Linked DNA regions of Homo sapiens: region 1 is linked to region 2. Evidence: read pairs that join two places in POLR2A ChIA-PET (ENCODE). Cell type or tissue: PC-9. All regions are shown on one strand. Links, peaks and the distances in the headings refer to the core of each region. The heading gives the core; the rest is flanking DNA.

Evidence for each region. ChIA-PET counts read pairs that join two places held together with the same protein. Peaks named below come from ENCODE experiments on the same cell type or tissue, not always from the same donor. Only the 100,000 strongest peaks of a DNase experiment are listed, where the experiment ranks them.
Region 1: POLR2A ChIA-PET joins it to region 2 with 17 read pairs; 13 of 35 experiments call an interaction of 5 or more read pairs at or near these places.

What each region holds. Positions count from the first base shown.
Region 1 is chr5:179,808,282-179,813,649 of GRCh38, forward strand. It overlaps a transcript of SQSTM1 not described here. Among named protein-coding and RNA genes, the nearest start is that of MGAT4B, 4.1 kb to the left of the region's middle. RefSeq lists an enhancer at 3,144-3,922. In PC-9, for the core only: no CTCF peak of the experiment used is centred there; no DNase peak of the experiment used is centred there; H3K27ac peaks cover 118 bases.
Region 2 is chr5:179,912,126-179,917,493 of GRCh38, forward strand. It overlaps a transcript of RNF130 not described here. Among named protein-coding and RNA genes, the nearest start is that of TBC1D9B, 6.9 kb to the left of the region's middle. RefSeq lists an enhancer at 4,950-5,368. In PC-9, for the core only: no CTCF peak of the experiment used is centred there; a DNase peak (open chromatin) is centred at 2,096; H3K4me3 peaks cover 895 bases; H3K27ac peaks cover 1,766 bases.

The sequences.
Region 1 (5,368 bases), core at 305-5,304, 100 kb before region 2:
GGTGGCCGAGCCAGAGGTTGAAGTGGGCTGGATCCTGAGGCCCCCTGTTAAAGGAGAGGGCTCCCCACTCAGTGCTCCTGGAACTTTCCGAACTAGAGACTGGGACTTATAGGAGCCTTCTAGAGGAAACTGTCGTGTTTTCACAGGTGTCTTCTATTTGTGGCAAAGGATAATGGCTTTTCACTTAGGTTGTGACATAAAGGGCCTTAGAAATTGTTAATGAGTTACTTAATGTTAAAACTTAGTCACCCAGAGGCCGGGCGCGGTGGCTCATGCCTGTAATCCCAGCACTTTGTGAGGCCGAGGCAGGCGAATCACGAGGTCAGGAGATCGAGACCATCCTGGCTAACACGGTGAAACCCCGTCTCTACTAAAAAATACAAAAAATTAGCCGGGTGTGGTGGCTCATGCCTGTAATCCCAGCACTCTGAGAGGCTAAGGCAGGAGGATCATTTGAGCTCATCAGTTCAAGACCAGCCTGGGCAACATAGTGACACCTCATCTCATTAAAAATTTTAAAACAAATTTTTTTGGATTTTTTTGTAATTTTATTTATTTATTTATTTATTTTTAGTTTATCTTATTTTTTTTTTTGAGACGGAGTCTTGCTCTGTCGCCCAGGCTGGAGTGCAGTGGCACTATCTGGGCTCACTGCAAGCTCCGCCTCCCACCTTCACCCCATTCTCCTGCCTCAGCCTCCCGAGTAGCTGGGACTACAGGCACCCACCACCACGCTCGGCTGATTTTTTGTATTTTTATTAGAGACGGGGTTTCACCGTGTTAGCCAGGATGGTCTCGATCTCCTGACCTCGTGATCTACCTGCCTCGGCCTCCCAAAATGCTGGGATTACAGGCGTGAGTCACCACCCCGGCCTTTTTTTTTTTTTTTTTTTTTAAGACGGAGTCTCGGTCTGTCGCCCAGGTTGGAGTGCAGTGGCACCATCTCGGCTCACTGCAACCTCAGCCTCCCAGGTTCAAGCGATTCTCCTGCCTCAGCCTCCCGAGTAGCTGGGATTATAGGCGCCCGCCACCACGCCTGGCTAATTTTTTTTTTTTTTTTTTTTTTTTTTTTTGAGACAGAGTCTCGCTATGTCGCCCAGGCTGGAGTGCGATGGCAGAATCTCGGCTTACTGCAACTTCCACCTCCTGGATACAAGCAATTCTGCTGCCTCATCCTCCTGAGTAGCTGGGATTACAGGTGCACGGCACCAAGCCCGGCTAATTTTTTTGTATTTTTAGTAGAGATAGGGTGTCACCATGTTGGTCAGGCTGGTCTCAAACTCCTGACCTCGTGATCCACCTGCTTCAGCCTCCCAAAGTGCTGGGATTACAGGCATGAGCCACTGCGCCTGGCCCTTTTTTTTTTTTTTTTTTTTTTTTGAAACGGAGTCTTGCTCCCTGGCCCAGGCTGGAGTGCAGTTGAGTGATCTGGGCTCACTGCAACCTCCGCTTCCCGGGTTCAAGCGATTCTCCTGCCTCAGCCACCTGAGTAGCTGAGATTACAGGCGTGTGCTACCACACCCGGCTAATTTTTATATTTTTAGTAGAGATGGGGTTTCACCATGTTGGTCAGGCTGGTTTCGAACTCCTGACCTCAGGTGATCCACCTGCCTCAGCCTCCCAAAGTGCTGGGATTACAGGTGTGAGCCACCGGCGGCGCCCAGCCTAATTTTTGTATTTTTAGTAGAGATGGGGTTTCACCATGTTGTCCAGGCTGGTCTCCAACTCCTGACCTCAGGTGATCTGCTCACTTTGGCCCCTCAGAGTGCTGGGATTACAGGCGTGAGCCAACGCACCGGGCCAACAATTTTTTTTTAATTTAAATTTAAATTTTTATTTTTTAATTTTTTATTTTACTTTAAGTTCTAGGGTACATGTGCACAATTTGCAGGTTTGTTACATATGTATACATGTGCCCGGTTGGTATGCTGCACCCATTAACTCATCATTTACATTAGATATATCTCCTAATGCTATCCCTCCCCTCTTCCCCCACCCCACGACAGGCCCCAGTGTGTGACGTTCCCCACCCTGTGTCCAAGTGTTCTCATTGTTCAATTCCCACCTATGAGTGAGAACATGCGGTGTTTGGTTTTCTGTCCTTGTGATAGTTTGCTCAGAATGGTTTCCAGCTTCATCCGTGTCCCTACAAAGGACATGAACTCATTCTTTTTTATGGCTGCATAGTATTCCATGGTGTATATGTGCCACATTTTCTTAATCCAGTCTATCATTGATGGACATTTGGGTTGGTTCCAAGTCTTTGCTATTGTGAATAGTGCCGCAATAAACATACGTGTGCATGTGTCTTTATAGCAGCATGATTTATAATCCTTTGGGTATATACCCAGTAATGGGATTGCTGGGTCAAATGGCATTTCTAGTTCTAGATCCCTGAGGAATCGCTACACTGACTTCCACAATGGTTGAACTAGTTTACAGTCCCACCAACAGTGTAAAAGCATTCCTATTTCTCCACATCCTCTCCAGCACCTGTTGTTTCCTGGGTTTTTAATGATTGGCATTCTAACTGGTGTGAGATGCTATCTCAATGTGGTTTTGATTTGCATTTCTCTGATGGCCAGTGATGCTGAGCATTTTTTCATGTGTCTGCGGGCCAACAATTTTTTTAAGGAAAAAAAAAAAGTGACTCAGTTGGGCACTGTGGCCTACGCCTGTAATCCAAGTGAGACAGCCAAGTCTAAAGGGGTCCCGCTTTGGGAGGCCGAGACGGGCGGATCACGAGGTCAGGAGACCGAGACCATCTTAGCTAACACGGTGAAACCCCGTCTCTACTAAAAATTAGCCGGGAGTGGTGGCGGGCACCTGTAGTCCCAGCTACTCGGGAGGCTGAGGCAGGAGAATAGCTTCAACCTGTGAGGCGGAGCTTTCAGTGAGCCGAGATCGCACCACTGCACTCCAGCCTGGGCGACAGAGCGAGACTCCGTCTCAAAAAAAAAAAGAGGTCCAGGAGAAACTCCCACACCTGCCTAAGCACTGGAAGAACTGGGTAGAGCCACAGAAGCTCTGCAGGGGGGAGGAGCTTTGCAGGGGGAGGAGCTATGCAGGGGGAGGAGCTATGCAGGGGGAGGAGCATGCAGGGGGAGGAGCTATGCAGGGGGAGGAGCTATGCAGGGGGGAGGAGCTTGGTCTCATGTTCGGGGTGGAACTTGGGATTCTATCTGGGAGGCGAGAAACCAGCTAGCGGGACTCTCTCTCGCTTTGCTGAGAGTCCCTGTTTCCCTTTTTTTCCTTCTTGCCCAATAAATTCCATTTTTCTCACTCTTCAAAGTGTCTGCGAGATTAATCTCTCATGGCCGCTGCACAAGAACCTGGCTTTTAGCTGAACTAAGGAGAAAGTCCTACAACAGTTTGGCGTGCAACATGGGGCTTGAGAAAGGGTGAGTGAGATGCAAACCAAGAAATTTTTTTCCTCTCTTTCTAAGCCTATTTATCTTCGGACTTCTGAGGGGGAGGGGAGGGGAAACCGTGACCCCACCCCCTTGGTCTCCGTGGCCTTTTCCTTACTTCTGGACGGATGGGCGAACGGCGGTTCTCTGTCGCCCAGGCTGGAGTGCAGTGGCGCCATCTCGGCTCACTGCAAGCTCCACCTCCCGGGTTCACACCATTCTCCTGCCTCAGCCTCCTGAGTAGCTGGGACTACAGGCGCCCGCCACCACGCCCGGCTGATTTTTTGTATTTTTAGTAGAGACGGGGTTTCACCGTGTTAGCCAGGATGGTCTCGATCTCCTGACTTCATGATCCGCCCGCCTCGGCCTCCCAAAGTGCTGGGATTACAGGCGTGAGCCACCGCGCCCACCCCTCCATGAAGAAAGTTTTTCTAAATGAAAAATGTTTAGGACGCTCAGGAGAGAAAGAACAGATTAAGGAATGATCTCCACCGCACAGACCTCAAGGCTGTTATGCATGCAGGGCACAGTTCCAGTGCAAATGTCCGCAGGCACGGCATGAGGGCCCCCACTGGGTGCCTCGGGCTCCTTCCAGGGCAGCAGTTGAAGCGGGTCGTACTGCAGGCCTGCAGAAAGGCTGGGGTTCCTCTCCTTTTCGGGTTCCTTCCTGATGGAATCCTAGGTTTTCAGCGGTTCCTTCCTGATGGAATCCTAGGTTTTCAGCAGCTTCCGGAGGCCGCCTGGACTGCAGAAGGCGCCCTGGGCGTGTGTACTTCCACCTCCGCAGGCGCTGGCATCTCCAGGCTGCTTCAGGCCGCTTTGGACCTCACCATCGGTAGCATCTGCGTCTTCTTGAGGTGACTGGAGCCCGTCTATGGTTTCAGCCATTGACTTCTGGACATGGAAGTGTCGAGGCCATTTTTGGCCCCTCTCATATCCGGGAAGGGCTCCGTGCCCAGTAGAGGTGCAGTGCAGCAGCCAGCTCGCAGCAGTGCTCCCGTAGAGCTGATGGCATTGGCAGGAGTGGCGGCTCAGCACAGGGAAGTTCTCCAGTGCCCAGGCCCAGGCTTGCTCTCGGTTTAGGTCCCATGGCACGTGGGGCTCTGGACCTGCCTGCCTCCAAGACAGCTCTTCCAAGGTTGAGGGTTGGAACTCCACAGCCTCAGCCTCCCAAAGCTTGACCAGGCCCAGCCATAGCTAGTCTAGGAAAAGAGCAAATGGCCGTGTTTTTATATTTTGACTTTTGCATTTCAATATTAATTTTTTTGGTAATGTAATGCATTCAAAACATGGTCCCCCCCCCCCCAAAAAAAAAAGAAAAGAAAAAGAAAAAAGCATGTTTCTAACCAGGGGTCCTTCATCTTCTGCAGATGCCAAGGGTGTCCCTGGCACAGTAAAAGTTTGGAAGCCCTGCCCTAAAGCCTCACCTCACCTGGCAGCTGGGTGTTTCATTCATAGCAAATGTTCTGTATATTCACCATGTACCAAACACACATGTCACTAATGATACAAACACATGTGCACTGACATTGACCTCCTCACTGTCTTACTATAGTCCCATCCACAGCCACCTTATCAGAGTCCATGGGACTCTGACAACTTGTAATGGGAAAATTAACCGTGCCTGTAGGGGCCGCCTGGGTAGCGGGAGGTGGTTCATGAGTACCAGGAAAGCTGGCCCTGGGGCAGACCTGGGCAGGGCAGAGCACAGCTTGCAGGACCTAGTACACAGTGTTGGGAATTGAATTTGGGTTTTGACCTTTGAAGCTGTGCATAAAGTCTAAAACAAGAAGAGGAGTGGAGGCTGAGGTTGTATTTGTATTTTAAAATGAGCATTTGCCACACAAAGCCAGGAGCTTCAGACCAGCGTGGTTAACACAGCGAGACCCTCCTCTCTGTGAGAAATTAAAAAAAAAACAATAATAAAAGCCAGGCATGTTGGCATGTACCTGTAGTCC
Region 2 (5,368 bases), core at 106-5,105:
CGCCATCTTCTGAGATGTTGTGCATAGTGAGCAGGAACCTAGAGTACGGTGGGCTCTTTCAATGACCCAAATATGAAAGGGGCAACTTTAATATTTTATGAGTATAAAAGCTACGGAGGGTCCAAAACAACTGTGACATATGTGGCCTAGGGCTTGCACCAGCTCCTCCTCCTGTACAGGAACAGGATGCTTCCATCAGGTGAGAATGTTCTCCATACCTCAAATCTCATTTCCTAGCTTGGAGCCTTTTCCTGTTTTTGTAATCACACGGGACAAGTTTTCTTTTTAGACAGAGTTATTGCCTCTCTGCAGCAGATCTGGTCCCAAGCCCCAGTCAGGAGATCCCCTCCTGCAGCTGGCTCAGCAAGCCAGGCCCAGGCTGTCTGGAGAACGCCTGGAGACAGCACCCTCTCTGCTTCTCTCCAGGATGGCATGTGTCATCTCAGGCTGGGCACTCAGCAGAGGTGCCAGGACCTGGACCTGGGCCACACCTACTGGCCCAGTCCACAGAGCACAGCCAGCAATCCGCAGCCTTTCTGCTGAAGGAGCGCTTACTCGCCTGAAGGAAGAGAAATGGCCAGGACGGTATATTCTACCTAACCACCTCACCCCACCGTTTCTTTACAAACATCTTGGTTCAGTACCTCCCAGTCATTGGAGAAGTCCTTTAATATCACATAGTGTAAATATACTTGCACTTAATTGGAGATAAAGGCTGTTCCAAAAGCAAATTTGAATTCACTCTGTGTTGGGTTGAATTTGTAAACCACAGCTCAGAACCAGTCTGTGACGCTCCGCAGATGTCGGTGGCTATAGAGAGAGGTGGCTAGGGAAGGCGATGATCCGCGGATGGGTGGGGAACTGAGGAGGCCAAGTCAGCTTTGCCAGGCCACCATGTGCCGCCAGGAGCTGGGCAGCCTGAGGAGAGCAAAGATGGGCCGGGAGCCTCCACCTCAACTGACAGGAGACTGCTCACCACATGCCCTCCGAGTTCCCACAGGAGAATGCACGTGCGCTGGGCAAGGTGCCACCCTCGGCTCGGGACGGCAGCCTTGGCGTCTGGCTACGGGCGCCGCTTTCACAGGGGTGGCTGGGCCGCCTAGAGCTTTTGTGGTACAGAGAGGAGGGGCCAACAGGAGGAACTCCACAGCCCAGGCGGAGGTCTGAGCAGGCCAGCAGCACCGAATCCTTCTGAAAGCTTGAAACTCAAGTTGCAGGACGTTCAAAGGTGCTTTTTTTTTTTTCTTTTCCATAAAGGATCTTCCTTCTTCCCCAAGTTAGAGTGAAGAAAACAGGAAAAAAATACCTTCAGCTTAGGGTGGAAAAGGAAGGAAAACCCAAGATGAGTGCAGGTGACGACCGGGCGGCCCCCACAGGGTCTCTGCAGGACCACAGGAGCCAAGACTCAGGCATAAGAGCATCACCCTTTCAGCAGCCAAGGCGGGTGGCACCTTCCCCTCCATGGTCACTGGAGGCTGTGGGGCCATAGCTGCAGAGAACGCAGGCGGCGGGAGACCCTCTCAGCCTCTCTTCTTCCAAGCTCAGTTTCTTGAGATCTTCCAGGATACCCACAAAAAAGAGGGTGAACCTTTAACAATGCCCCAGAGGAGCTTCGTGGCTACAGGGGGCCTCCTGACCCCCAACCCAGCCCTCTCAGCCAGGCCTCAGGAGGCTAGTGTGACCTCAAAACTCAGAGCCCCCGTGAGACACAGGGCCAGCCAGTCCCATGCCTTGCAAAGGGGAACGTTCCTCCCAGGTGTGGATTTGGGGGCTCACGCTTTGCTTTCCCTGTAGTTGCCTCGGACAGTAAGGAAAGGAATTCCAAGGAGCAGACATAGGCACCTTGTCCCCACCTGCCTTCTTCCGGTGTTTTTTTCTGATGCTACAATACTTCAAACACACAGGGCTTCTCCCAGTCCTTCTGCAAGGCTCTTAACCATAGCCCAGGGAGCTGTGTGAATATTACAATCAACAGCCTTTCCTAATGGGCTGAAAGGAGGGTGTGTCGAAGCTTTGGAATGCTTTACCAACAAGGCCAAAATACAAGACAAAACTCCACGCCCCTCATATGTAACAACTGCCCTAACCAGACCTGGGAGGGGAAGGTGCCTATTTTAAGCTGTGGGTATCGCCCTGCGATGAGTCCTTACTCATCTTCCCACACTCCCTGACAGTGTGAGCCAATGTTGACTTTAGTCACATTAAACTCTGCTTCCGGGTGACACTGAACACACGAGAGGAAGTGAGAGCTAGTTGGACAGCCTTTCTTGAAGAAGGAAATCATACTCAATTGCTTTTCTAAATCCATTGCCTTCAGTAGCTCCTTCTGTCCACACTTTAAATGTCAGTGTCCCCAGGGCTTTATCCCAAGCCCCATCCTCATGTCACTGGGTGGTCCCAGCCCCACTCTGGCTTCCACCTCCATCTGAACTCAGGGACACCTCTCCTGGCCAGCTCCCCTTGGGAGATTCTGCCTCCAGCGCATGGGAGGGTATGCATGCCTGTGGGGGTGTTTTGGGGGAGGGAGGAGGAAGGAGGAGATTTGGGTGACATAGATATTGTGATTACATGGAGATACTTCAGCAGGACAAGATGGTATGTCCACTTAAAAACACAGCTTCTGACCGGGCGTGGTGGCTCATACCTGTAATCCCAGCACTTTGAGACACTAAGGCGGGAGGGTCACTGGAGCCCAGGAGTTTGAGGCTAGCCTGGGCAACATGGAGAAGCTCTGTCTCTAAAAAAAATTTTTAAAAATTACCTGGGTGTAGTGGCATGCGTGTGTAGTCCCAGTTACTCGGGAGGCAGAGGTGGGAGGATTGCTTTAGCGCTGGAAGTTGAGGCTGCAGTGAGCCAAGATTACACCACTGCACTCCAGTCTGGGCAACAGAGTGAGACCCTGTCTCTAAATAAAATTAAAAAACAGGCTGGTGCGGCTCACACCTGTAATTCCAGCACTTGGGAGGACGAGGCAGGTGGATCATTTGAGGTCAGGAGTTTGAGACCAGCCTGGCCAACGTGGTGAAACCTCGTTTCTACTAAAAATACAAAAAATTAGCTGGGCGTGGTGGCATGCATCTGTAAATCCAGCTACTCGGGAGGCTGAGGCAGGAGAATCACTTGATCCTGGGAGGCGGAGCTTGCAGTGAGCCGAGACGGCGCTACTGCACTCCAGTCTGGGCGACAGAGTGACACCCTGTCTCGAAATAAAACAAACAAACAAACAAAAAACCCACAGCTTCGCAGGCATTCTGATGCAGGGGTCTGCAGCCTGGCCACCTTACCCCCACTGCACCTCCACCTGGGCACCAGGTTCGCACCTCCATGCCTCTCCTTCCAGAGCCCCTGCCAGCCCAGACCCAAAGTATCCCCACAGGACTCTCCCTGGGTCCCATCAACACCCGCCCAGGAACCAGGCCTGGAAGCCCAGGCTTCTGCTTCTATCTCCCTCTTCTTCCACTTGGCGTCAGAGCCTGGTGTGGGGTCTGTGAATGCTTCCCCTTTGCCTTGGCCCCTCAGGCGGGACTGGCATCCCAGGCTGGTGCCGTGCCTAGCCTCCCTGACCCCCAGTGCGGTTCCTTTTCTTTCCAAACAGAGACAGGAGTCTGGTCTCCCTGGCAAGCCTTCCCTGCCCAGGAAGTGCTGCCCTCGCCTCCTGGCCACTGTCCCCGCCTTGTCTTGACTGTTCCCTTGGGCCTCTCTATGGCTGCAATGCCTCTCCTCCACCTGTGCCCTGGAAGTCCCTCCTCATCCAGATTCACCCTCTTATCATTCGCTCTCACACCCCAGTTGCTTGATAACGTGCCCATGAACAGCCAACATCTTAATGGTCACAGATTCACCCCAACTTCAAGCATGTGTTTGGCACAGAGTGAGAGCTTAATAAAAGTTTGCTGGCGATATTAACTGTAGAATCCCACTTCTCTAAAATCAGTGTTTTTGTTTCATGACATTTATGAGCAGCAACCACTTGTCAAGGAGCCACACTGTCACTTGCCAGTGGTTAATGTCAACCACCGACATTAACGTCACCTCGTTTTCCTATAGCAGAGCCAATGCCTCAATAATAAAGGTTAACGGCGAGAGAACACTTTGAGTTTTCTTCAGTTAAAACTAGCTTCAGCCGGGCGTGCGTGGCATGAGCCTGTGGTCCCAGCTACTGGGGAGGCTGAGGCGAGGTCAAGGCTGCAGCGAGCCATGACTGTGCCACTGCACTCCTGCCTGGGTGACAGAGCGAGATCCTGCCTCTAAAAAAATAAAAATATAAAATACCAATTTGATTTAGCGTGTAGCTCGAACGGATTGGATGTGAGGGTAATAAAAACATGAGAAGAGCTTATAAAGCCAATAGAAAATGTCAAGCTTGTAAAATTCAGTAATCTCGTTTTTAAAAATACTTTTCCAAATATCATCAGACTCACTGGCAGCTGGGGCTGTTGCCGCATCAGGGAAGCCGGCAGGTGCCAGACCTCAGTGCTCAAGGCAGTGCCTCGTGAATGTGCCTCGCAGCCAGGCCTGAGGACCACCAGGGGAGCTGGGGCCTCTCTGCAAAAGCAAGGCTCATCAGGGTTGTGAGGAGTTTTTAGCTGGGGGCAGAGCTTGTCTTCCCAAGAGGAGGGCAGAGGCAGGCAGCCCTGGGCAGACATGCTTACCACCATCAGTGGCTGCCAAGCTCTGCCTCCTGCGCTGGAAGCCCTGGCTATCTGGCCTTCCCTCCCCTCCCTCTGGATTAACAGGAAAGAGGGGTTACTCCTCCCTTAGGATGTTAAAAGTCACCAAAGCTTGGCCAGGCGTGGTGGCTCATGCCTGTAATCCCAGCACTTTGGGAGGCCAAGGCAGGCGGATCACGAGGTCAGGAGATCGAGACCAGCCTGGCTAACACAGTAAAACCCCATCTCTACTAAAAATACAAAAAATTAGCTGGGCGTCGTGGCAGGTGCCTGTAGTCCCAGCTGCTCGGGAGGCTGAGGCAGGAGGATGGTGTGAACCCGGGAGGCGGAAGTTGCAGTGAGCCAAGATCGCGCCACTGCACTCCAGCCTGGGTGACAGAGCAAGACTCCGTCTCAAAAAAAAAAAAAATCACCAAAGCGGAAGCATTTGCATTTCAATAGTCACAACCAACTCCCAGAGGATGCTGATGGCTGCCCTGGCCCTAGACTTGCTGATCCTGCCACACAGGCCCATGGTCTCCTCACCCGGGCACAGGCCCAGCTCACAGCAGTCCACTGGAGGCAGGGGGGTGGATGTGTGGTGTAAATAGCTGACTCCTCAGCCTCTTCCTTACTTCAAACAGTTCCCCCCTCAACAATGACTGAGGTTATCATACATTTCCTAATAACCGCTGCTGGTGGCAAGACTTGCAACCACG